3 separate regions of the Mus musculus genome follow, and regions 2 and 3 are each linked to region 1. A link is a loop called in an ENCODE intact Hi-C map of the cell type or tissue named here. Cell type or tissue: left cerebral cortex. All regions are shown on one strand. Region 1 holds the start of Zfp354a (zinc finger protein 354A). Region 2 holds the start of BC049762 (cDNA sequence BC049762). Region 3 overlaps BC049762 (cDNA sequence BC049762).

The links. A loop is a pair of places that touch in the nucleus more often than their neighbours do. Peaks named below come from ENCODE experiments on the same cell type or tissue, not always from the same donor. Only the 100,000 strongest peaks of a DNase experiment are listed, where the experiment ranks them.
Region 2: it touches region 1 in a loop (6-fold over the local background); 8 of 42 quality-filtered maps call a loop at or near these places.
Region 3: a loop joins it to region 1, with 2.4 times the contacts of the local background. A loop is called at or near these places in 8 of 42 quality-filtered maps.

The regions. Positions count from the first base shown.
Region 1 is chr11:51,054,943-51,062,942 of GRCm38, forward strand. Zfp354a (zinc finger protein 354A) reads left to right here and starts at 4,283. Exons shown (of 5, transcript NM_009329.4): 1 at 4,283-4,460; 2 at 5,130-5,212; 3 at 5,918-6,044; 4 at 6,461-6,556. The coding sequence starts at 5,180. In left cerebral cortex, a CTCF peak has its summit at 4,566; DNase peaks (open chromatin) are centred at 3,951, 4,354 and 4,905; H3K4me3 peaks cover 1,479 bases; H3K27ac peaks cover 596 bases.
Region 2 is chr11:51,259,568-51,267,567 of GRCm38, forward strand. BC049762 (cDNA sequence BC049762) reads right to left here and starts at 3,437. Exons shown (of 3, transcript NM_001382322.1): 1 at 3,066-3,437. The coding sequence starts at 3,090. Clk4 (CDC like kinase 4) reads left to right here and starts at 3,547. Exons shown (of 13, transcript NM_007714.6): 1 at 3,547-3,702; 2 at 7,604-7,764. The coding sequence starts at 7,604. In left cerebral cortex, a CTCF peak has its summit at 5,996 (motif pointing left); DNase peaks (open chromatin) are centred at 3,506, 5,024 and 5,943; H3K4me3 peaks cover 3,506 bases; H3K27ac peaks cover 1,548 bases.
Region 3 is chr11:51,250,408-51,258,407 of GRCm38, forward strand. BC049762 (cDNA sequence BC049762) reads right to left here. Exons shown (of 3, transcript NM_001382322.1): 2 at 3,952-4,257; 3 at 3,238-3,645. The coding sequence ends at 3,386. Among named protein-coding and RNA genes, the nearest start is that of BC049762, 8.6 kb to the right of the region's middle. In left cerebral cortex, no CTCF peak of the experiment used is centred here; no DNase peak of the experiment used is centred here.

The sequences.
Region 1 (8,000 bases):
CAAAATACTGCAAAGAAAACAGTCCTAAGGGAGGTGTGGTGGCTGTCCCCTGTGCTCCTAACACTCCAGGGACTAAGGCAGAGGGATCAAGATTTTGATGCCATAACATTTTCTTTTGTTATGCATAATTGCACAACTTTTCAAAACTGCATATCAAACAAGCAAACAAGCAAGCAAAGCCATATCTCTCCTAAATACAGAAAAGACTGAAGGAAAATCGCAAGTGGGTACTGGCATCAGACACATGTGGCCATCAACCAATAATGAGAATTTGGATTATAAATTCTCCCAGGGGAGAACTAGGCTCCAGACTCAATGCCTTGGTGTTGTTGTAAATGCTATTGATTAACTCCATTCATTCTTATTATGACCCAGCCAGCCCCTTAAATAGAAATTTCTGGTTTCTTTGGAAACTCAGTCATGCCATATAATGTTTTGCTGGGCCAGACAAGTGAAAGGATAAATGATGCTTAGAAAAGATATAAATCTGTGGGAGGAGGCTCTGGCACTGCGTCTCCATCACTGATCTTTGCTGGTTGTGACTGCATAGAGAGCAGCTAGCCGAAGAACTTCTTGTGATAGTCTGGGGGCATCTTTCCACTTTCGTGGACTTGGGCTGATTGGCAGAGCTTCGTGGTTTCCTCTGGATTGAACTGCCTTTACTTGCTGATTCGTGAATGGTGATTGCCCAGTGGGCTGGATTGCTGCTGCTGATTCGTGTTGGCGTTTTGCTAGACGACTTGGTTGCTGACAAGGAGGATTGGAATCCCCCCACCCAAAGAACTATTTCTAAACAGGTCCACAACCTGTTTCCTATTAACTTTTCTTTTCCACTCCCTCTATTGAGTGGTGGCCTAAAAGGAAGGCTGAAGCATTTAAGAACCCTCATTAGTGTAGGTTTTGAAAAATCTAAGCCATCAAGCCTCCCAATAATTGAGATTGAGGCCTATAATTTATTTTAATCAGCTTAGCACAATTACTGTGTGATTACCCCTAATCTATTTTTATATATGCTAGATTGGCTAATTCCCAGCTGTGCTCCCCAAGTTAGTTGCTTGGTCTCACCCCAGCTGCTTTCTTGCTCCATCAGCCTGTCCTCAGGGTAGACTTCTTCTGGCCACATGCTCATGGTCCATCCCATCTAATGGTGGTCTCCTTATCTCTCTCCTCCCATTCTCTATTTTCCTTTCCAGCTCTCTCTCTCTCTCCTTGTGGTCCCTCCTCACTACCTCCACCAGGTAACTGAAATCCTGTCTACCTCTACTCTCCACAGTGACTGGCTATAGGCATTTTTATGTAACCAATGGCTTAAAATTGGGGAGGAAGGTTTACACAGCAAAGATCAGTGTATGTGAGAATTCACTCATCTGAGGGTAGCAAGATCTTGGGGTTCAGAATTTAGCATTTGTATACATAGCATCAGACCAACCCTAAACACCTTAGGGTTTAGCAGTCCTTGACACAGTAATTCTGTTTCAAGAAACGGAAGAAAACCATCTTCAAAGATAAACTTCAAGGATGTTGACAGAATAAAAAAGAAAGCCTTAAGATAATATTAACAACTAGAAATAAAACTTTACTTGAATACCTTGAAGTAAATAAGCCTCAGATAAGAGCTTTGAAAGTTACTGAGCTGCAACAAATACATTGTGGCTTCAGTTGTAACTGAAGCAGATGTGAATGGTGACAGGTTAAGCTTGGCTTCTAAGTGCTGATAAAAGAATCAAAACCCTAACTACTAATTTCTGCTCTGTGGCACCAAGAAACTGGAGTGGGGCTGGGCTGGGTGTATTTATAATTTTTTTTGTGTGACTGACAATACCTACTAGCCTGGCCTGGGAGAGTCTGCCACTTCAGCTATCTAGGAGTCTGAGGCAAAAGAATTCAAAGTTCAAGGCCAGCTTTTGCAGAGTGAGGTCAATGTTAGCCTAGCCAATTTGATGAAACTCTGTCTCAAAAGTTAAAAGAGGGCTGGTGTTTAAAAAAAAAATGTTTTTTTTCTTCTATCCCCTGCTCTAGGAATGACAACTCTGGGACTAATTATTTATTATTAGTTGGTTAGGCCATAGCTTTGGCTCATTCTCTGACTAGCTTGTAGCTTACTTAACCCATTCAAACTATTCTGTCTACCACTTAGTTACCTGTCCTTCAGGCTCAGCTGCTGCTTTTTCACATCTCTCTCATCATCTCCTTTTATTTTTTTCCCACTATTTCCCAGAATCCTGTCTCTTCCTGCCAGTGTCCCACCTCCTATTTCCTGCCTCAGCTCATTGGCCATAGTCTTTTTTATTGACAGATGATGCGCGTAAGCGATTTTCTCTACAGAGTGGGGATGTGGCTCAGGGGTGGAATGCTTGTCTAGCCTGCTAGAGGCTCAGGTTCATTCTCCAGTACCACCACCAAATTAATTAAAATAAAATGTTTTGCATGTATTTATTGTGCATATATGAATGTATGTGGCACAGTGTATGTGTGAGGTCAGTCTCTCTTTTCACTATGTGAGTTCCTAGAATTGAATTCAGGTTACCAGGCTTGGCAGGGAGCGATTCACCACTGAGTCTTCTTCCGGGTCCTCATAAATAAAAAATTCTAAAACAATTATCTGTTGGCTCTTCCTGTAATGTCTCTGTCCTGATTGCTATGGATTGTCAATTTCATTAGATTGAGGGGTACCCAAAAGCTTGCTAAAGCCCATATCTGGTTGCGTTGATAAGCCGTATCCACGGAGGAGTCCATCATAAGGGCTGTTACATACACAATGACTTAACCCATTGATGGACTCAGTCTTTCAACCAGTTTTGGGGTGTTATGGAGCTGTAGGGGGTGTGGCCTGGCTAGAGAAGATGGGTTTCTAGGGATGTCCTTGAAGGGTCTATTTTGGCCCCACCCCTTCCTGTTAGCTGCTCTTTGCTTCCTGGCTGCCTTCAGCTCCACGGCTTTCATCTTCCTTGTCCTTCTGTGACATTCTGCTGCCTTGCTCTGAGCCGACAGTCAATGGAGTCAGTCAGGCGAGGACTTTAACCTGCCAACCACGGCCCCAAACTGGCCCTTTATTTTAGACCCTTAAGTTATTCTTCTCAAGTGAGTGTCACAGCCACAAAACTACAACTGCTACAATTCTGCCTCTCCTGAGTTGTTGCCTCAACCCCGTGCTTCATTCTTGTCTGCCCAGGCTGCCCTTGCTTTGCCCTACCCTTCTTTTGTTGTTTGTCTTTTCTTCTTTTTTGTTTTTTGTTTTGTTGTTTTTTTGTTTTGTTTTTGGTCTTATTACAGGTATCTTCTAGATCCCTATCTAATTATGTTCGTGGCTTGTTGTCTGGTTCTTGCCTTTTACAAAAAATAAAGTACTTCAGGATAATGACATTTGTTTTATTCAGTTTTTCAAATGGCTCATAATAGGGCTTGGTGCGTGACCGTTAGAACACAGACTGTACAGCGTACTCTGAAAAGTCAGACCACACACTCCTGTAGTCTCTCCCTCTTTGGACTGAGAGTTGATACAAGCAATGTGCTGTGACATTGACAAGGCTCACAGAGCTAAGTTATCTCTCTCTTCCTCTCTCAGCTGCCACCCTAGCTCCAACAGACACCCCAGACAACCTTGAGTTATAACTTAGCTTGCATCTACTGCCTTCCTACCTTTTCTTTTGACTCCTGGCACACAAGTTGGGCCATGTGTCAACACAAACTTCCCCAAACTTGTAAGAATACAGAATTCCTGTCCTTGGGAGCTGAAGGATATTTGATAAGCTTTGCCCGTCAGATCTCCATCGTGGCTGCCTTCAGCCTGATTCTAATAACTTCCCCCCTCCCCGCTGTTGTTATTTGTGGGAAAAGAAGAATTTTAAGGACATTTATTACTTGTGTGTATGAGTGAGTGTGTATGAGCATGGAATGCATCCGCTGCCCGGAGATGCCAGAAGGGGGTATTGGAACCCAGGCACTGCAGTTACAGGCCATTGTGAGCAACTGATATGGGTAGTGGGGATTGAACCTAGGTCCTCAACAAGAGCAGCAAGGACTCTTAAACCGCTGAGCACCTCTCCAGCCCTACTAATACCTTATAAAAAAAAAAAAAAAAAAAAAAAAAAAAAAGCTCTTCTAAAGGGTACTTCGTGCCAGCTTCCTTTCCACTAACCTGCAACATCTTTTATTATTTACCTAACAAGCAGGTGTTTGATTCCCGGTGTCCACTCTGACCTTCCAAGTAATCTGTGCATCAGACAAACCGAGGAACTTCAAATCCCAGAATCCCTGTGTCTCGAAGTGGACTACATTTCCCAGAGGGCTCCGCGGCCACCACCCTCTGGACCCCAAGATCTGACCCCCCCGTGAGCCTTCGCGGGTCTTAGGGCGTCTGTGGCGCGGCTCGAGGCTAGGGGCCAAGGTCCCCGTGCAGAGTCCTTACCCGCGGCGGCTCAGAGCATATGTGAGGCGCGGCGGGAGCCGGAGGAGGGAAGGTGAGTGAAGGCTCGATATGTTCGGACGTCAGACAGGGGCTGGGCTGGGTTTGGCTCGGCGGCCTCCTGCGCGTCCCCCTCCCCAGAACGCGCGCTCCCAGTGGCCTTGGCTCTGGACTGCAAGTGACCTGCTCCCCACCGCCCGGGCAGTGACCACGCAGGCTGTGTTTTCCGTGCAGCTCTCTTGTCCTGGGCTACTATTGGTCCCCTTTCTGGAGTTTTCCCCTGGTATTCTGGAAATCGATCTCTGACAGCAGCAGTGCAGTCGGGTGGGCAACGTGTTATAAGGAAGAACACCGTCCCTGCCCGTGGTCAATCTGAGGGGGCAAAACCGGAGGCGCCCCCACTGTGGCCGCATTCAGACTTCAATTTCCTTCCCAAAGGGGCTGGAAAGTGCCTGCTGAGATGTGGTGAACAGTCTAAGGGTGTTCACATGGGAGCTCAGTGAGTCCCCTCGGTTATGGAGTACAGTGTCGCCTGAATCTTGCTTCTGGACATCCACGGACAAGAAGACTGGTGACTTGTCGATTCTCTGATGCCCACCCCCAGCTCCTGGTTCCCTCTCTTGAGGCAGAAGAGCCAGGCTCAGATGATGGGACACTTTCGGAGATGCTGCTTCTGACAGGTGCCGAGCAACAGGTACTACTCCTTTCTTCTTTCCACCCTCAGATCCTCCCTCATCTTCACCCATCTTTGGAAGAAGAACCTTCAGAAAGAAGATGGCTCCTGAGCAATGGGAAGCGACATCTCAGGTAAGCACCTTGCCGGTTCATTTCGTAGCAGAAGGAGCGGATTTTGTTTGGTTTTCCTTCTGACAGTTATCCACGCAGTTCAGCCTTCACCGGGTTTCATCGCCCATGCCCTCCTTGGAGCAGTTGGTCCTCCCTCCGTGGGTGGTGGATTCTGTGGGGAGCACACCCCATGTTCACAGTTCCAGTCTTATGTATCTCTTGATAGACAGGCTATTGTTGCCTGGTGCCAGTCTGGTGTATGCCTACAAATTCCACAAGTAACTTGCCAGGTACCTGGGACAGAATACACATACGTACTTGAGAAAATTCCTTTTTTTTCTGGTCCTGCCTCCCGCACTTGTCTGTTTCATTCTCTGCCCTTACCAAAATTGGTTTTCTATTTTTTTCTTCTTTCTTCTTGACAATCCTTATGTTGTTCACCAAGCCTTCTCCAGTCTGTGGTGGTTGGTTGGTTGGTTGGTTGTTGTTGTTGTTTTTCCCACTTTATGGTTTTATCTTTTGCTTGTACAATTTCCATGAAAGTTTTTTTCTTATCGTGTATGTATGTATGATGTGGTGTGCATACATGTGTATATGCGTATTCTCATGTACTTGGTCACGTGTTTGGATGGCTGTATCTCTGTGTGAGGATATACATCTGCACATGTGTGTCAAAGCCTGAGGCTATAGGGTGGCTTCTCCCATGGAGTTGTCTGTCCCTCACAGGTGTCGTTGACATTTGAAGACGTGGCCGTGCTCTTTACCCGGGATGAGTGGAAGAAGCTGGTTCCCTCTCAGAGAAGCCTGTACCGTGAGGTGATGCTGGAGAACTACAGCAACCTGGCCTCGCTGGGTAAGAGAGTGCCCTGTGGGCAGAGACTCACAAGCGAGACCTCGTGCCTTCTCTTCCAAATGGAGATTTCATTGTGAAATCTTAGCAGAGTTTTGCCTTCAGGCCTTACAAATATGACCTTATAAGTAAGCATTGACACACACTTTGCACAGCAGGCCTGGAACTGCCCATGTGCAGTGGAGCGGGCGTGGCAGTGAGGGCACCGCTTCCCTTGGTATGAAGCAAAGGTTCATAGTCTGGGCATCTTCCCAACCAGCAGTCATTCCATGCTTGCTTGGTTCATCTCTCAGCAGAGAGCTTTGTTCCATCTCTGGAACCTCTTGCCCATCTCCTTTGCTATGTGTTTTTCTGCAAAGGGCCTTGTGAGGGAAACATTTGAGGCTTCTGGTTACTGAGCTCATCTTGTCTACAAGCAGGATTCCCGTTTACCAAACCAAAAGTGATCTCCCTGCTGCAGCAAGGAGAGGATCCCTGGAAGGTGGAGGAAGAAGGCCCTGGAGGCTTCTCTCTCGGTGAGTGTGTGCGCAGGCCTGGCAGTCTCTGCAGGCTCCAGTGTGGTGAATAAGGAGAGGGTGCAGCTTAGAGTGTGGGTTGGGAAATGTCTTCAGGTTCTCAGTCCACAAGAGATGGCCGGGGTGGAGGGGGTGGGAGGCTGGAGAGACAGCTCAGTGGTTAAGAGCACTGACTGCTCTTCCAGAGGTCCTGAGTTCAAATCCCAGCAACGACATGGTGGCTCCCAACCGTCTGTAATGAGATCTGACACCCTCTTCTGGTGTATCTGAAGGCAATGACAATGTCTTATCTGTAATGAGATCTGACACCCTCTTCTGGTGTATCTGAAGGCAATGACAATGTCTTATATATATAAAATAAATAAATCTTTAAAGAAGAAAGAGGTGGTCAGGGACTGGGATGGAGCTCAGTGGTAAGAACACCTGTCTAACACACAAAAAGCCCTGGGTTCAACTCCCAGCACGCGCGTGCGCGCACACACACACACACACACACACACACACACCAATGAAACAAAGTAAACAAACAACTCAATAAATTATCCGTAAATTAGATAAGAGCAGTGGAGGGAAACTGAAATCTGGGCTAGCTCTGTTATTCTCTTCTGATCATGTCCCGAATGAATTTCTTGGGGTCTTTTTTTTCTTGTTGGTTGTTTCTGAGGAGGGCTGCGTTTTCAGAGCTCATTTAAGAAGTATGGTATATTTAAGGGATGATAAAGAACTCACTCAGGTTGGAGTTCAAAATGTAAAGGAAAAGGAAACGGTGGGAAGGCTATGCATGTAGGGATCCTGTAACGAGGGCCTTGGTGCTGTTCCAAGAGCTGTGTCCTGGACATGGGAGCTGCTAGCATCTGCACTGCAAATGGCCACTGTACTTGTGGGTAGCTCTCAGAAAGCTGGTTCTAATCAGAAACAATTGAAAGGTCTCTTAGTTAACCAGCTGAAGAAACTATGGTATGTCCTTGTTCTGACAGCCACCATCTCAGAGAGTGTCAAGGAGTGAGGCAGGTTTCAGAGCACTGTCGAGATTAGATTGAAAGAAAATTGTGTGCACAGAGAGAAGGGTGAGGAGGCAACAATGTACCCTTTAAAAATGGGCCCGGAAAAAGAGTCTTTATTTGTATATAATGTTGTAAGTTGTTACAAAGAGCTGTTACATTCAGGAAGTGCTGTGAGGTGCACTATGGAGGATGGATTGAACTTGAGATGCAGCCAGACAACCTTAGGGCGCCACTGCAGGAATGAAGGAAAAGATAGCGGGGTCTAGATGAAGGCCCCTGCTTAGGGCTCTAGAGAGACCCCGTGTGATGATTTGGGGTGGTGGTGGTTTTCATTCAATGTATAAGTGAAGTGCTTGGATACGGATCTCTGGTGAGGGGTTCTATAAGGGTTGGAACTCACAAGTGAGATCAGAACCCTTGGACCCTTGAGCCGACCAGCT
Region 2 (8,000 bases), 200 kb after region 1:
GCCGGGCCTGAGGAAGAGTTAAAGAAGTTGTTTCCACCTGCTGTTAAGCCTGTAGGATCTGAACTAGACTTCTTGAAGCCAATGAAAAAGACTAAGGAGTAAACCTTTGTCTTGCTCTTATGCAGAGGCACTGCCCAGGATCTTTAGTACAGATGGAAAGATGGTGGACTCCCTGGTTTTTCTCTCCTATATTCACCTTTCAAATCCTCTCTGTCGAGGGGTATGCTGGCCCCTAGAAAGTGATAGAGCCTTCTACTGGTTCCTTCTATGCAAGGCTGGAAGGATTTTCCCACTCTGCAGACTCCCCTTGTCTCCCCATTTCTTATTTGTTCAGTACCAATATCATGGTCCATACTGCCGCATTTGATCATATTATGAACCCCAAGATTGTGAACTGTTTCTAATGGTGGTGTGACTCAGCCTTTGATCCTAGAGCATTCTATTTACAATAAACAAGTAGTTGTGGTGTGGCTCAGCCCTAGCACACACCATTAATCCAAGAGCTAAATAAAGTCAACCATGGGTCAAGAGGCAAAGCAAGTAACCAGCTGAATGGAGTGAACAGAAGTAAACAGAAAGAAGGGTCTTTGAGTTGAAGGGCATTTTGCACTGTGTAGAGAAGGAGAAAGGGCCTTCTCCTGAGACATTGGTAGAGTTTTTTCCTTCTGGGACATCAGTGGAATAGGAAGGTCAAATGAATGGTTTCTCTGCCTCTCCGAGCTTAGCAGGCTTTCACAAGGGCATCTGGCTCCTGAGTCTTCATTTGGTGAGTTAAAGGGCTAGAATTTTTGTTTTTTAAAACAACACCTGAGGGGTCATGCATGCTAGGCAAGCCTTTTACCAACTGAGAGAAAGACAATACATTTTAAATATTGAGAAAATGCAGTAAGTAGAGTTGGGAAGCCAATGTGTTGTTTTGTGAGATGGGGTCTCTTGTAGTCCTGGCTGCCTTAGAACTTACTGTGTAGCCTAGAATGACCTTCTCATGATCCTCTGCCTTCCACCTCTCAACATGCTGGCATCACAGCTCTATGCTACTGATCTTGGTGTCTGGGATTTATTTATTTAGTGAAACTTAGTCAATGCCACCAATTTTATTCAAGGGACCTTTTATTGAGGGACCCAGAAGATGGCTCAGTGAGTAAGAACCTTTTCTACCAACACTATCAATCTTAGTTTGATCCTCAGGACCCACATTGTAGATGGAGAGAACTGACTTCTGTATGTCTTCCTCTGACCTCCAAATGTGTGCCATAGCATGGATTCACTGACTATCCACTCCACAGTCTCTAGATAGATTCAATTACATTTTTAAATTTAGATTTTAGTTAAATTAACGTAGAAACAGTGACTAGTAATGTGTGATGGCAGTTCCATTCTAATGGGTGGGTGGGTGGGGGTTATCTAAGGATCCACTATTAGAAGGAATTCTATCTTCTCTATAAACTTTTGGGCATGACCTAGTCAAAGTTTTGGTAAATGGTTTCTCTCTTGCAGTTACCAGAACCAATATCCTGACGAATCCTGAAGGCTGACCAAGTGCCTGTGGCTAGTATTTCCAGAGGGTACATGCATCTGTGATCTGGCCCTGGATCTGAGACCCGTTCATTGATAGGTCAGACCTAATAGCTCACACCAGTGATGCCAGCAATTCGGAAGCTGTAACAGGAGGATTTCTACAAGTTCCAGGCAAGCTTAGACTAAATAATAAGTTCCAGATTGTCCCTGTGTATACAAAGACGATCACAAAGGAAGAGGGGAAAAAAGAAGAAAGAATAGTGGGGAAGGAGAGAAGAGAGACCCATATAAGTAATTAAAGGAGCAGTGCAGGGCACTTCCTGTATTCCCTGAATGGTATGAATTCAGATGCTTCCTGCCCACTCCATATGCTCTGCAGAGTGCACTGGGAATTGGGATGCTTTCAACATTGTTTGACTGAATCTTTGTTACTCCTGTGCTGTTTGACTTTCTCTTCAGAAGTGTTAGGAACCCTGGAGGAAACTGGGATATTGTCCATCTTGGGCAGTATGGGATGCCTGAGAGATCCATTGTGACTCATTCATGGTGTGGCCTTTAATCAACTTTGCTAAATGTGAAGGGATTCATTGTTTCATAATGGGAGCTTCAGAGACAAATCACCATGAAACGAGCCTTTTCAAGACAGACCCTTTTGGTCTTGCCAAAAGATGGACTCAGAATACTTTTCTCTAACTGATTAAGAAAAAAGTAAGTTGTTTTTTACTTTGTTGCATGAATGGAGGCAGTAAGTATGACAATGAAACCGTAAGCTAGCAAAGTTTGAATGGTATTTTCAGGAGTTAAATTTGTCATTAAAGCAAGGAGCTAAGAATCACCTCTTAGAGTTGTCTAGATTACTAAGACTGTCTATAAAGTGATTGGCATAGAGTATTTAATTAATCTGGTTATGACAGCTCATATTTATGCTTCAAGCTCTTGGAGGAAGGAGATAAGAGATAGGACGACCAGAAGAAGTTCAACCCTACTGGGTTAGACAGTAATTATGGTGTTGGATTCTCAGCAGTTTTGTTTTTTGAGTTTTGATCTCATGTAGCTCAGACTGGCCTTGAACTTGCTATATGGCCCAGGATGACCTAGAATTCCTGATCCTCCTGTTTCTAAATCCTAAATGCTGGGATTACAGGCCTGCACCACAAAAGCCCAGTTCTCTGAAATTAAAAAAGGATATATATTAAGAATTTGTTATGTCGCCAGGCAGTGATAGTGCACGCCTTTAATCCCAGCACTTGGGAGGCAAGAGGCAGGTGAGTTTCTGAGTTCAAGGCCAGCCTGGTCTACCGAGTGAGTTCCAGGACAGCCAGGATTACACAGAGAAACCCTGTCTCGAAAAAAAAACCAAAAAGTCTGACCACAAATGCCCGTTTGTTGAGTAACTGTAGTAGAAAATCATGAGGCTGCCATGGTTGTAACCGGAAGAATACTGTCAGAAGTCTTAGGACAAACCTCCCCATTCCTTTCGATTTGCTGGCTGAGAAGGCGAGGAGGAAGAGAGAGAGGAAGGCAAAGAGAAAGAGAAGGGTAAGCACCTGCTACGCTTGTTTTTAGAGGCATATTCAGGTAAACTTCTCCAAATCCAGTTTAGAGCGGAAGCGCCAGGTGACAGCCATATCCTGGTCACTGAGCTGCCCTAGCTGGGAGCATTCGGGGACTCTGCGCTCTGGTGGCTCTACCTGGAGCTGAGGTTGAGGGGCGACTGGTAGATGGAGTGCGATGAGCTTCCCACTTTAAGCTGATGGGAAAAGGTCAGAGGTTGGCCCTACCCAGCGTGGCCACGCCCAGCAAAACTCTTCGAGAGCCCGACGCGCGCCGCAGACTTAAGGCGGGCTTCCAGGTTCACCTAAGAACAGAAAGAACCTCAGCCTGACAAGCGGACAGAACCTCGTCCTACCCGCGCCTCCAGCGCTGCGCAGCCGCAGTGTGGCTGATCAAGCCCCGCCGTCCCTGACGTCACAGACCCCTCGTCCCCTTGCACGATCTGTGGGCGGGCACGAGGCTTCGTGACGCATGCGCGCTGGCTCGGCGTAGGTGGCGCTGGAGCCACCTGAGGAGGTTGTAGGGTGACGGCGCGGACGCCATTTTGTCGGTGTCTGTCGCAGCGGCTGGAGAGGAACGACGGCGGTTTGGCGACATTTCTCGGCCAAAAGGCCGCTTGCTTTTGCGGAGGTGAGGTGGGCAGTGTCGCGCGGAGCCAGGTGTCTGAGGAGAGAGTGGGCTTTGGGCGTCAGCACCGGGAGGATGCGTCCGCGGGGCTGGCGGGGTGCCTCTCGGCCGGCGGCGACAACACCCGAGCTGCCGCGGTTTCGCCGCTCGAGTCAAGGCCCGCAGGCCCCGGGTTCGCCCGACGGTGCGGTCCGGCAGCTTGGGCCTCGCTCACCTCTTGTCAAGGCCTCGGCCGTCCATCGCAGGAACCAGCGGGGAGACCCTTGGCGGGACGCATCCCCGGTACTAGTGCCGTCCAGAGTCGAAGTCACCCCGACCCCCTACTCACCCCTGTCTGTGGCCTCGGCCGTTTGCATAACCGGAGCCTTTTCCAAAGTCCGCTATTCGCTCTGTTGTTCAGCTCTAAGGGCCCTGGCCAGCTGCCCGGAAGAGGTAGGGCAGGCGCTGCGGCGAGCCAGGCAGCGGCTGGAGTTCACCTCCAGCTTCGAGGATCACACTTGGGAAGGAAGGTTCGTCCTTCATGCCAGGCGGTCACCCCACCCCAAGCCCCCCCTAGATCTGGGTCGCCCCGATTGCCCAGGCATTATGTAGGCCAGGCAGGACTCGAACTCAGGAGATTCTCCTGCCTCTGCCTCCTGAGTGATGGGATTAGAGAGCTGAGTGATGGAATTAGAGAGCGAACATTGCATTTACATTGTGACAGCTCTGTTGCTCAAGTAGCCAACCCTCTAAACCAGTGGACCGATTGTCACCTGGTCTAATGTTAAAGCTGCAGATATTTGGCCTAATTTTGAACACGCACCCGAGGGCCTCTTGTACCCCCACTTAAATGGGAGACTGAAACTTCTAAAACGTGGTGGAGAATAATATTTCTAGTATGAGCGTATACATATGGGTTCCATTGTATCTTTTATTGAAAGGATACAGAGGATTGTAGCATGATTTTTAAGTGTTAGAGATAGTGTAATATTTTGAGGTAGCTTTTCTTTCCTGTGTATGAAAGCTCTCATGAGCTCAGAAATCTTTTACTTTGCCTCCTAAGTAAATATTTCTTTGTTGGTTGTTTGAAACAAGGTCTCGCTGTGCAGACCAGGCTGTCCTTGAAGTCTCTCAGAACTCCACCTGCCTCTGCCTCTAGGGTGGCACGTGTCACCACACCTGCCTAAAAACAAAGTATTTCCGAACTCGGCCAGAGATCAGAGGAGGGATGGGGAATGTTAGTCGGGGCCTATTGGGACAAGGACCCACTGATAGGTGGGTTTGCATATTAGTCACTTGAGAAGTTGAGATTTGTCCTGTGAGAGGTAAACTGGCTGTAGCGATGTGAAGTGGAGGGGGAGGGGGTAACTTGAAGCAAGCAACCAAGACTTGTGAAACCCTAATGGCCAGTCACAAGGATGAGTCATCAGAAGCTGTACACTGGGCTGCTGTGTTTTGAGAGTGCTTAGCCTGTAGCCCGGTGGCTTGGGATTCAGAATTTAATTCCCTCCCCTCACCCCCTCTAAAGAGAAAAAAAAAAAGCCTTAATCAAACTAAAACCTTAAATACAATTTTGATAATAGGAGGAATATGTCAGCAGAACTCCAGTGGAAATAGGAAGATGAGTGTTTCTCTAAAGCTTGAGTTTGGGCTTTTGTCTCCAGCAAGTTTGCAGTGTTGTCTGTTTTACTTCACCATATTAAAATGACTATATCGAAAGGAATGCTTGGCTTACTAACTTTTTTTTTAACCAAGGTACCTATCAAGAATTTAGGATTTGTGTGTGTGTGTGTGTGTGTGTGTGTGTGTGTGGTTTAATCCATGCTTTCTCATTTTTGACTGAGCAAGAGAAGCCACATTATCAGGAAGATGCCTGGCAGGCACAGAATTAGAAGAACGAATATGGTTTACTGAATATTTGGACAGGGGGTATGTAGGTCGGTGGTAGAGTCTCGCCTAGCAATTAGAAACCTCCTCTCCCCTCATTACGTCCTCAGTAATCAGGAAATAATAATAGTATCACACCCTGATGTTGTGATGCACACCCTTTCTGAGGAACACTTTGGAAGAGAACTGAAACTGCTTTCTTTGCAAGCCCGGTGTTTAATAGATTTGTTGGCTTATTTTTCAGCCATTTAGGCAAGCTCAAGGTGATCAACTAAATTGGTTTTGTTCCATTTGGGCCTTATTCAGCTTCTTTTTTCTTTTTTCCCTCCCAAACCATTAAACTCTGCTTAGCAGAGTTCAAAATTAAAGATTTAGCTATGGAACTGGAGACACTGCTCTTGTAATGGACCTTTAGGCTTTAGGGCATCCTATGCCCTCTTGTGGTATCCAGGGGCAACTGCACTCGTGTAGATCTTCCCCACCCTGCCCCACCCTACCCCATTCCCATTAAAAATAAATTTAATCTTTTTTTAAAAATTGACGTAGGGGAACAAAGTGGTTAAATGGGTAATGCTGCACACCTTTGATCTCTGAGACCCACATGATGAAAGGAGAGAATTAACACTGGTGTCCAACAGTCACAGATCTGTAAAAGGATAAATGTTAGATACTGAGCCTGGGAGAGATCCACAGGAGCTTGGAGATGAAGTTTGGGAATTGTTACCATTATCTGATGTCACTGGCCATGTCTCAGTTTAAGGATCGGACTAATTCTGGCATTTAGAGAAAGGAACTCTACAGAGTTTGAGGGGGGGGGAAATCTCATTAATGAAAGGCTCTTTACCTTTAAATCAATTACTTGCTTGCTTCTCTCACTTATGATTATTTGTATTAAACTTTGCCAGACTGAAGGATGTTTATGACACTGTTGGGATAGGCTATCGCTAACTATAGTTGTAGATGTTATTCTTATATTCAGATCTGGCCAGGAGATGGTGGTGCACACCTTTGATTTCCATCACTCTAGAGGCAGAGGAAGGTGGATCTTTGAGTTTGAGGCCAGCCTAGTTTACAGAGCTAGTGCCAGACCTATACCAAGAAACTTCCTGTCTCAAAGGAAAAAAAAAATCTGTGTGCATTCATGTCAGTCTTGATTTTTAACCAAATTGAGAGACCAGGAATGTAGCTCAGTTGGTAGAATTATTAACATTATAAGTGACCTAATTTTTAAAATCAGCATAAATAGAAGGAAACAAAAAATATTTTGTGTTAGGAGTGTACATATACATTCTGTCCCATGTGCAGGCCAGAGGTCAAAATGGGATATCTCCATGGGTCTCCACATTTTTCAGACAAGGACTTTCATTGAACCTGGAGCTTGCCAATTAAGCTAGACTGGGCTGGCCAGTGAATTTTAGGGATCCATATGCCCCGCCCCAGCCCTAGGTCTGGAGTTACAGGTCTGTGCTATGATGCCTGCCTTTTTATGTGGGTGTGAGTGATCTGAACTCAGGTCCTCATTGCTTGCATAGCAAGCACATTACTGAGTAATCTGTCCAGCCCTTGAGCAATTTTAATTGGCCCTTTTTAAAAAAATGTAAAAAATAGCCAGGTACATTGACAAATGCCCATTAATACCAGCACTTGGGTGGTAGAGGCAGGCAGATTTCTGAGTTTGAGGCCAGCCTTGTTTACAGAGTTGGTTCCAAGACAGTCAGGTCTAACTGAAAATCCTTTTCTCAAAAAACAAAAAATGAGTGTTTCTGAAGGCAAGCACTAAGTTGAGAATTTGTCCTTGTACTATGTAGCGAAAGAAAACCTATTAAAGTCTCCATGCTGTCAGTCATCTAGTACTAGAGTCAGTTCCATTCAGCATCATCTCACATAGGAGTGGTATTGTGTTCTAAGCTTTGGGAAGTGCTAAGAGCCTACGTGACCCTGTGTGTGAGGTATTCCTATTTAAGCAATGGTAATATATAGTTATACGACCATCTTTAGCTTCCCACTTACCCTCACTCCCCCCTCTTCTCGTTAACAGATGCGGCATTCCAAACGAACTCACTGTCCTGATTGGGATAGTAGAGAAAGCTGGGGCCATGAAAGCTACAGTGGAAGTCACAAACGCAAGAGAAGGTCTCACAGCAGTACTCAGGAGAACAGGCACTGTAAACCACATCATCAGTTTAAAGACTCGGATTGGTAAATGACTTGCATTTTAAGTTTCAGCAAGTTGTCATTTGCTTATATAGCTTTTATCAAATTTGGAATCAGACATATTTACTCCTGCAAAAAATAAAAAAGTTAACAATATCATAGGCTAGTTTCTATACTGCCTAGACTAAAGCTATGAATTTTATAGTTTGTTCTATGTCTGTCTGGGATTGATAGGAGACAGTAGCTCAGCAAGTGACTAAACTAAGGGCTCTGAGGATTTA
Region 3 (8,000 bases), 200 kb after region 1:
TTTGTCCTGCCCTCTTCCCACTCCATCTACATTGAATCATTGGATTCTTGGTGTTTCTCAATTTTTCACCTTAGTTGCTTCTCTCTGGTCAGAAATTAATAAAGAATGTATTAAAACCATTATCATGCAACAAGAATCTCTGCCTCAGCTGTAAGCAGATTCTGGAACCAGCTTCTTGCAGCATTGCAAAGACAACGGACTCTTCCTTCCTCATCTACAGATGCCGATTCATTCTCACCTAAGGGGAAACCTTGATGGTGAAGTGTAACTAGGGGAAACATCTTTGGATATTGGAGGAGTACCCTGTTGGAGTGAAAGGCAAAATAACTTAAGCCCCTCTCCTTTGAGAAGGCCCCAACCCCCTCTCCGTTGAGAGACCTCAGCCACTCCCTCCATTTCTCTTTCTTCCTAAATTTTTTCTATTATTCTTGTGCTATAAACACATATCAATACCTCCTCATAAATCTCAGCTTTGTTTCAAGTATATTTAGGTATCAGACAAAGTCTATGTACAAGTAACAAAGAAAAAGATGAGACGCGTGCTTGGCATGTCACTGCAATGCCAGCTCCTTCCTTAGAGGTGCAGGCAGGTTCAGCCTTCCGTGAGGCTTGCTCTGAGTGCCAAATGAGTTCCTATTCATATGGAGAGGGCATGCCAGAGACACATTTAGCTATAAACTTTTGAGCAGAATTGAAAACTTAATACTCCAGGTTTCCTCTACAAAACACGAGTGGGTACCCGCACACACCCTCCAAATCTTCTACATGTTCCCTCCTGAGTTATGTGTGTGCCACAGAGTCTTGGAACTGGGGTTCACTGTGTCCTGATAGATGAAAGAGAGTCTGGGGTGTGGAGGAAGATCTGTACCCACTACCCTGGACGTCTGCAAGTCTGACAGCCAGGTGCAGATTCAGTTGTTTATAAAGCTCTGGGTTGTGATGGAGTCAAATCCAGCCTACCTGGATGTGTACAGTGAATCAGCAAAGGTTAACCAGGGACCCTTTAATTCCATCTCAGGAGGCTGAGGCATGAGGGAGGCCCAGATTTCTGGATTGTTTTGGCTACATCACAAAACACAGTCTCAGTTGAATATATCACCTGGGGTGGTAAAATTGATTACATTAACTACTTCAAATTTGATTTTTTGAGGCAGGGTCTCCATATAGCCCTGGTGATCCTGGAACTCAGTATGTGCAACTGTGCAGTCTCTGGACGATGGCTCTCAATTCTGAGTCCTGAGATTAAAGATATGGGTGACCATGGCTGGCCAAAGTAATAAATGAACATACTTGCTGAATAGCCTTACTCGAGCTAAACCTTGATAGAAAACTTGAGACATACAGACTGTTTTCTAGTCTGTTATTTTGTAACTAAGAATCAGTGCCAAGACTGCAGCTAGCACATACTAGTTGGGGAACTGGTTTGTGGCAACATCTTCACGAAGAGGCACTACAAACACAGAAGCACTAGGAACAAGAGGCGGCCATGGTGGCAGGGGTGGGATGGGGGTGGAGGAGATCATGGGACAGCAAGAAAGCATGGACTGTGGTTAAGGCGACAGTGGTGGAGCAGTGGGTCCTCCTGTGATGGAAGCTATACTGAATCTTTCAACTCTGAGTTTGGCCACTGAACCGTGCTGTCTTTCATTTCTTCTCAGATCTGTTTTGTTTTGGTTTTTTTCTCATAGTATTTTTAAATATTATTTGGGAATTTCACAACATGAACCCAGATCATACTCATTTCCCAGTTCTCCAGGGTCTGACCCCAATCACCCTTGTGACTTCTCATCACACACAAAAAAAGCAAATAAGACCACAAAACAAAACAAGCCCAGTTTGTGAACTTCATATAGTCACTGGAGTGTTGAGGTCTGCCCTGCTAGTATAGCTGCACCCATTTTGTTCCATGCCTGCCAGCTATTTCATATTGTTGCTGTAATATGCCTGACACTGAAAAAAAACTTGACCCAGAGTAAGGTCATGCTGATCACGTACCCTGTTATGTTCTGTATATTATGACATTTGTTAATCTTAAGAAATTCCACAAAGCTTTATCTAGAACCCATCAAATTAAAGGTCAGTATGAGCTGTTATGTATAAAATAGCTTGAGTCAGAGTCTACCACTGGGTAGCCCTTCCTGCACCTGCGTATGATCTCACTGTAGTTTTTATGTGTTTTTTTTTCCTTTATAAGTCAGAAATGTTTAATTTATTAAATCAGCCCCAGAATTCTGAGCTATGGCCCTGATCAATCAGTTTTAGGGTGTGCATTCAATAAGCCATCCCTGTCTGACTGAGATCGGTGTTCGTATGGCTTATGGGGCAATTCATGAACCCCAAGAGGAGTATGGTCAACCTCTCAGTGGCCAGTACCTTAAGAAAAACCAAGTCCTACCCACACCCCCATCAGAAGCCATCAAGTATGGAAGCCTGCATTTCAGCATCCTTATCACACTATTTAAGGGTTCTCTTTGATGGCTTTCTTTCTAGGCTGTTACTTTCTTTGTGGTGGTGTGTAGGGGTTGCCACAGAATCTTTATATGTTCCTCTTTCTTAACTGTGATTCTGCAGTCAACTTCAACTGCAAAAGTAGCTTCCTTGCCCTTTACAATGTTGGGGTCTGGGAATCACTGTGCAAACCACTCAGACCAGTCTCAAATAGGGATGGTTTATTGAATGCCACACCCCAAGACTTATCTATCAGGGCCACAAGTAAGATATGGGAGCTAGGCCGGGCATGATGGCACACGCCTTTAATCCCAGCAACTCAGGAGGCAGAGGCAGGTGGATTTCTGAGTTCGAGGCCAGCCTGGTCTACAGAGTTAGTTCCATGACAGCCAGGGCTATACAGAGAAACCCTGTCTCAAAAAACAAAACAAAACAACAACAACAACAAAAAAGATGTGGGAGCTGACTACAATATTCTGTCAAGATCCTATAGAGCTTTTTAAGCCTGAGATCTACAAGCATCTGTGCCAAGTTATTCTACCATCGAGATTTAGGGATAGGGGACTTCTTTAAGAACATGTCTTTGTTGTACACTTCTCCTGCTTCCATTTGTAGGGGTATTCAATTATGACAGAGGACTTGCCTAGTTTAACATTCATGTCTGAACTTGCCAAGATAAAGACAGACAGAAAAGGGCAAGTCCAGGGGACCAGTGGAACATCTACGAATAACATTCTGCTGCCCCTCTTTCCTTATGAACCCCACTGAAGTCACAAAAATGAGGCAGGAGAGAGTCTCTATAAGGACCTTTATTTAACTCCACATTTTTTTCCTTATGGGGTAGAGAAAGATGCCCACACCCACAAGGTTTCACAGTCCCAGGTTTTTCAGAAAATAAACAAAGAAAGGCCACCTGTCTTCATTGAGTATCAGGGTGTTATTCCGCGGTGGGCCACGGTTGCTGGAAGCTAGGGTCTCCTGGGGCAAAGTCAGGAAGTAAGTTTGGAGCTGACATTGAATGGTTGGGGTTCCAGTGCTCCCCTCTTGGAAACAGGGAATCCTCCTGTGACATCATTGGCAGTGCGTTCCCTTGAAGCTGTGCAGAAGGAACAGCGACGCCATAATCCCAAGGCTGGTTCCTGGGAGTTTGAGGGTACACAGAAAGTGGAGGGTTACCAGCCCCATCATCGAGAGGACCTGAGAGGAAGAAGAAAGATAATCTTCATAAGCAGGGCGACCTTACTCTCCCTGGATCATGCTAAGTGATGGTCTGTTCTGTGTGTCAGGCTTCACCCTAAACATGCCCAGTTCCCATCCCCTTGGGGTGACAGAAGAATGCAGACAAACACAGAGGACAGACATTTACTTTTGCTATGTGCAATGTAGGCCTGTGGGAATGGGGATTCCCACACTGTGTGCTCTGCTCCATCCTCATGAAGGAGAGGTCAGCTGATACTGCTCTCTATAGCACTTGAAAGGGCAATGAGTACAAAATAGACTAACCTGGGACATGGCTTCCCTGGGGACTGGAGCCCAGGATCCTGTACAGGGCCTCAGCATAAGGAGAAAACAAGGGTTCAATCCCTGGTCTTTCATTACAGAGAGTCCTGTGCAGATCTCGCAGGCTCAGCAGTAGGTCGAAACAGCTTTCCCAGCTCTTCTTCAGGCCCTGCTGGTAAAGGCGCCTGCAAAGAGCCCTGGTCTTCTTGTGGATCTTCCTGCCCGGGTGGCCCATTTCCTGTTCAACTACTTCCCACTCCAGCAGGAAGACCCTGATCTCAGAGTCAGTCCATGAGCTTCCGGTAGAACCTGCAAAGGATGGAGGGCTGTGCTGAGTGCCTTTGATGCCTTGTACATGCACATCTGAACTTTTTGTAGGGACCTGTCCCGCACTCTGACAAATTGAAAGTGGCCTCATTCGGTCACCAGGGGATTAATCACGTGCTAGCAAGAGTAGAATTATCATCTACTTTGCTCTTAATAGCATGCAGTAACCTTACTTGCATGTAAGTTTTGGCATCTTTAGTTGTAGAAAATATATTACAGAATAAAAGGGGTTGTCACAGGACAAGTGCTACTTGGGGACATTATCCCTGCGTAGACTCAAGCCTCCTCCCTCCAGGGGAGTGCTCACAGCTACCGAGACTTTGGGTTTGCTATAAAAAGTACAGAAACCTGAGACAACTGAGTTCAAGTCTATACATACAGCTGTTTACATCTGGGGTCTCTTATAAGCCCATACGTCTCAGAAAAAAACACATATGATAGAAGATTTTGTTTTTCTCAGAGTTGCCTCTGAATACCTGAGGGCCTTTGTCCTCCCTGCTTCCCACTCCATCCCACATTGGATCCTTCAGTGTTTCTCAAGCTTTCACCTTGGTTTGCTTCTGTCTGTTCAGAATGAATAATGAAAATATTAAAACCGTTTTCATTCAACAAGAATCTGTCTCTCGGCTGTGAACAGATTCCGGGAACAGCCTCTTGCAGCATTGCAAAGACAACGGACTCTTCCTTCCTCACCTACAGATGCCGGTTCATTCTCACCTAAGGGGAAACCTTGGTGGTGAAGTGTAACTAGGGGAAACATATTTGGATATTGGAGTTGCACCCTGTTGGATTGCAAGCTAAAGACCAAAGCCCCTCTCCTTTGAGAAGACCTCAGCCACTGCCTCCATTTCACTCTCTTCTCAATTACTTTGTTTTCCTAGTGCTAGGAATCCATACTAGCATCCCCTAGAAAGTCCAGCTTTGCTACTTATCAGATGAACCATATGACAAATAAACAGAAAAACCACAACAAGGGCGCTTGGCACGTGGCTATGCCAGCTCTTTCCCAAGAGATGGAGGCAGGATAAGATATTCAGGGTCATTTTGGCTATAGAGTGGGATGGGGGCTAGCCTTGGATCTTTGAGATGCTGCCTTAACAAAGGGAAAACCATAGAGGCCAAAAACAAGGAGAGGGGCAACTTCAGTACCTTTTCAAATTGGGGACATGTGCTCATTCATGTTCAAGGTAGTTAACCATGTTTTGCCAAGGTGGACAATGAACACAGTCCCAACACTTTCCATGAGGCTTACTATGAGCATCAAACGATGTCATGCCAGACATACACTTTTGAGCTATAAAGTTTCTGAGATGAATTGAAAGGCAAATTTTCCAGCAATCCCCCAGAAAACACAAGCATTGAATCTCCCTTTCCAATTAACCTGCATTTTCTTCCCACAGCTTTCAGTATGTTCCACCGAGTCTTAGAACTGGGGCTCCATGTGTTCTGGTGAGTGATACAGGGTCTGGAGTGTGTAGGTAGACCTGTGTTCACTTCCCTGGACTTCCTCAAGTCTGACAGCCAGGTGCAGACCCAGTTGTTTATAAAGCTCTAGGATGTGACTGAATCAGACCCAGCCTACCTGGATGTGTAGGGTGGATCAGCAAAGGTTAACTAGGACCCGTTAATCACATCTCAGGAGGCTGACCCATATTTCTGGAACTCTTAGATACATAGCAAGGCTCAGTATCAATTGAAAATATAAAATGCATGAATGAAAACAAGGTCAAGTAATTAAAATTTCTTTTTGTGTTAGGGTCTCGTTACATTGCCCTGGCCATCCTGAAACTCACTATTTAGACCAAGGTGTCCAGGACATCATACTAATCTACATGCTTCTGGTTTCCTGTCCCAAGTTCTGGGCTTAAAAGTATTTGCCATCAACCTGGTCAATTTGATAGTTTGACACATTTGCTAAATATTTTAGCTTCATCTAAACTTTGATTGAAAACCTGAAACATACAAAATGTCTTTAGTCCATTATTTTGTAACTAAGAATCATCTCTAAGATTGTAGCTAAGCCATAATAATTGGGGAAGTGGTGTCTGGCAACATCTTCACTAAGAAGCATAAAGATCAAAACGTGGAGTCTGGGAATCCCAGGAAAGTACAGCCTGTGGGGAAGGCAGGTGTGGTGGAGCAGTGGGTCCTCCTGTGAGAGAGGCCACCCTGGATCTGCTAACTCTGGGCCTGGCACTGAGCCCTGCTGTCTTTCATCTCATCTCAGTTCTATTGACGGCCTGAATGCCTGTGTCCTGAACCCTTCCCTGCTCTTCAAAAGCACCCAGTTGCCCCTTCTAGCAGGTGTGATGGGAACATCTTGTCACTGTGTTCACTTTAACACAAAGGAAACTGAGGGACAGCATGAGCTCAACGGAGGTCCATGTCTTTAATTTTCAAGGGTAGAAAAAAACAATCCCTCATTCTGTTCCTTGTTAGGTTTTCTTGGTTTGAGTTTGTTGGGAAATATCTTACATAACCCAGGCTATCCTGTAACCCACTCTGTAGACAGAGGTGACCACCAACTTCTGCCCTTCCTGTCTTGATCTCCCAGTTGCTGGGGTTACAGCCAGGAGTCACGCACTCATATCATGTGATCATGCGGAGGAAAAAAGCCACTGGTCATATGGAACAGCAAGGTTGGCGCTCTCTAAGCAACTTTAATATGGATTTTAAGCCCTGAGACAGGAGAAAGTCAATTAGGAAGACAGAGTGTTAACTCCTCAAAGGATAGAGGCATCTTTTCTTTTCTCTTTTCTCTTCTCTGTTCTTTGCATTCCTTTGGAGACCCACACTCTCACTTTATGATACTAAGCAATTGTGTGGCCTGCGTTGTAGTCTAACTGTGAACAAGTCGTACTGGTGAGGTCCCTGAGTCCTAAAGTTTCAAAATAATTCTCCTGGCCCAGCTATTTATCCATCTTTTTCTTCTTTGTGTCTTTTTATGTTCCTTTAAACTACCCTGTCTTTTCACTTTGAGAACAGGACACTGAACCAACTAAGCAGGGCACATATGAGCCCATGTTTCTAAAGCAGAAAGTGAGAGCCTACATGGTTCTGCATCAGGTCCTCTGTATATATTTGTGGCTCTTAGCTTGATGTTTTTGCATTACTTCTTTTTTTTTTCTTTTTTAAAATATTTATTTATTTTATGTATATGACTACACTGTTGCTGTATTCAGACACACCAGAAGAGGGCATCAGATCCCATTACAGATGGTTGTGAGTCACCATGTGGTTGCTGGGAATTGAACTTAGGACCTCTGGGAGAGCAGTTGTTGCTCTTAACCGATGAGCCATTGCACCCAGGTGCAATCTTTCTTGGGAGACCCAAAGAGTCTAAGGTGCCAGTTCCTCATGAAGTTGTCCTTGAACATCCCAGGGGTCTGAATATACCCTGGAAAAACTGTAAGTCCAACAAGAAAATGAAACTGAGGTCCAGATGTGTGGAGTGCTGTTCCAACGATGTCCCAATACAAACTCTTGCTTTGAGGCTGCCCTCAAACTCCTGGGCTCAAGTGATCTTGTGCCAGCCTTCCAGGCATTTGGGGCAACAACTGGCTGGAATTTAGCCATTTTAAAATGTGTGGCTCAGTAGCATTGTGTAAAGCCACATTGCCTTGCACCCATCCCTATCATACATACATCCCTAGGACAGTTTCCTCTTCCCAAACTACAATTCTACCTTTTGCATTACTTCTAACTCTGGGAGCTGATGTATCTTT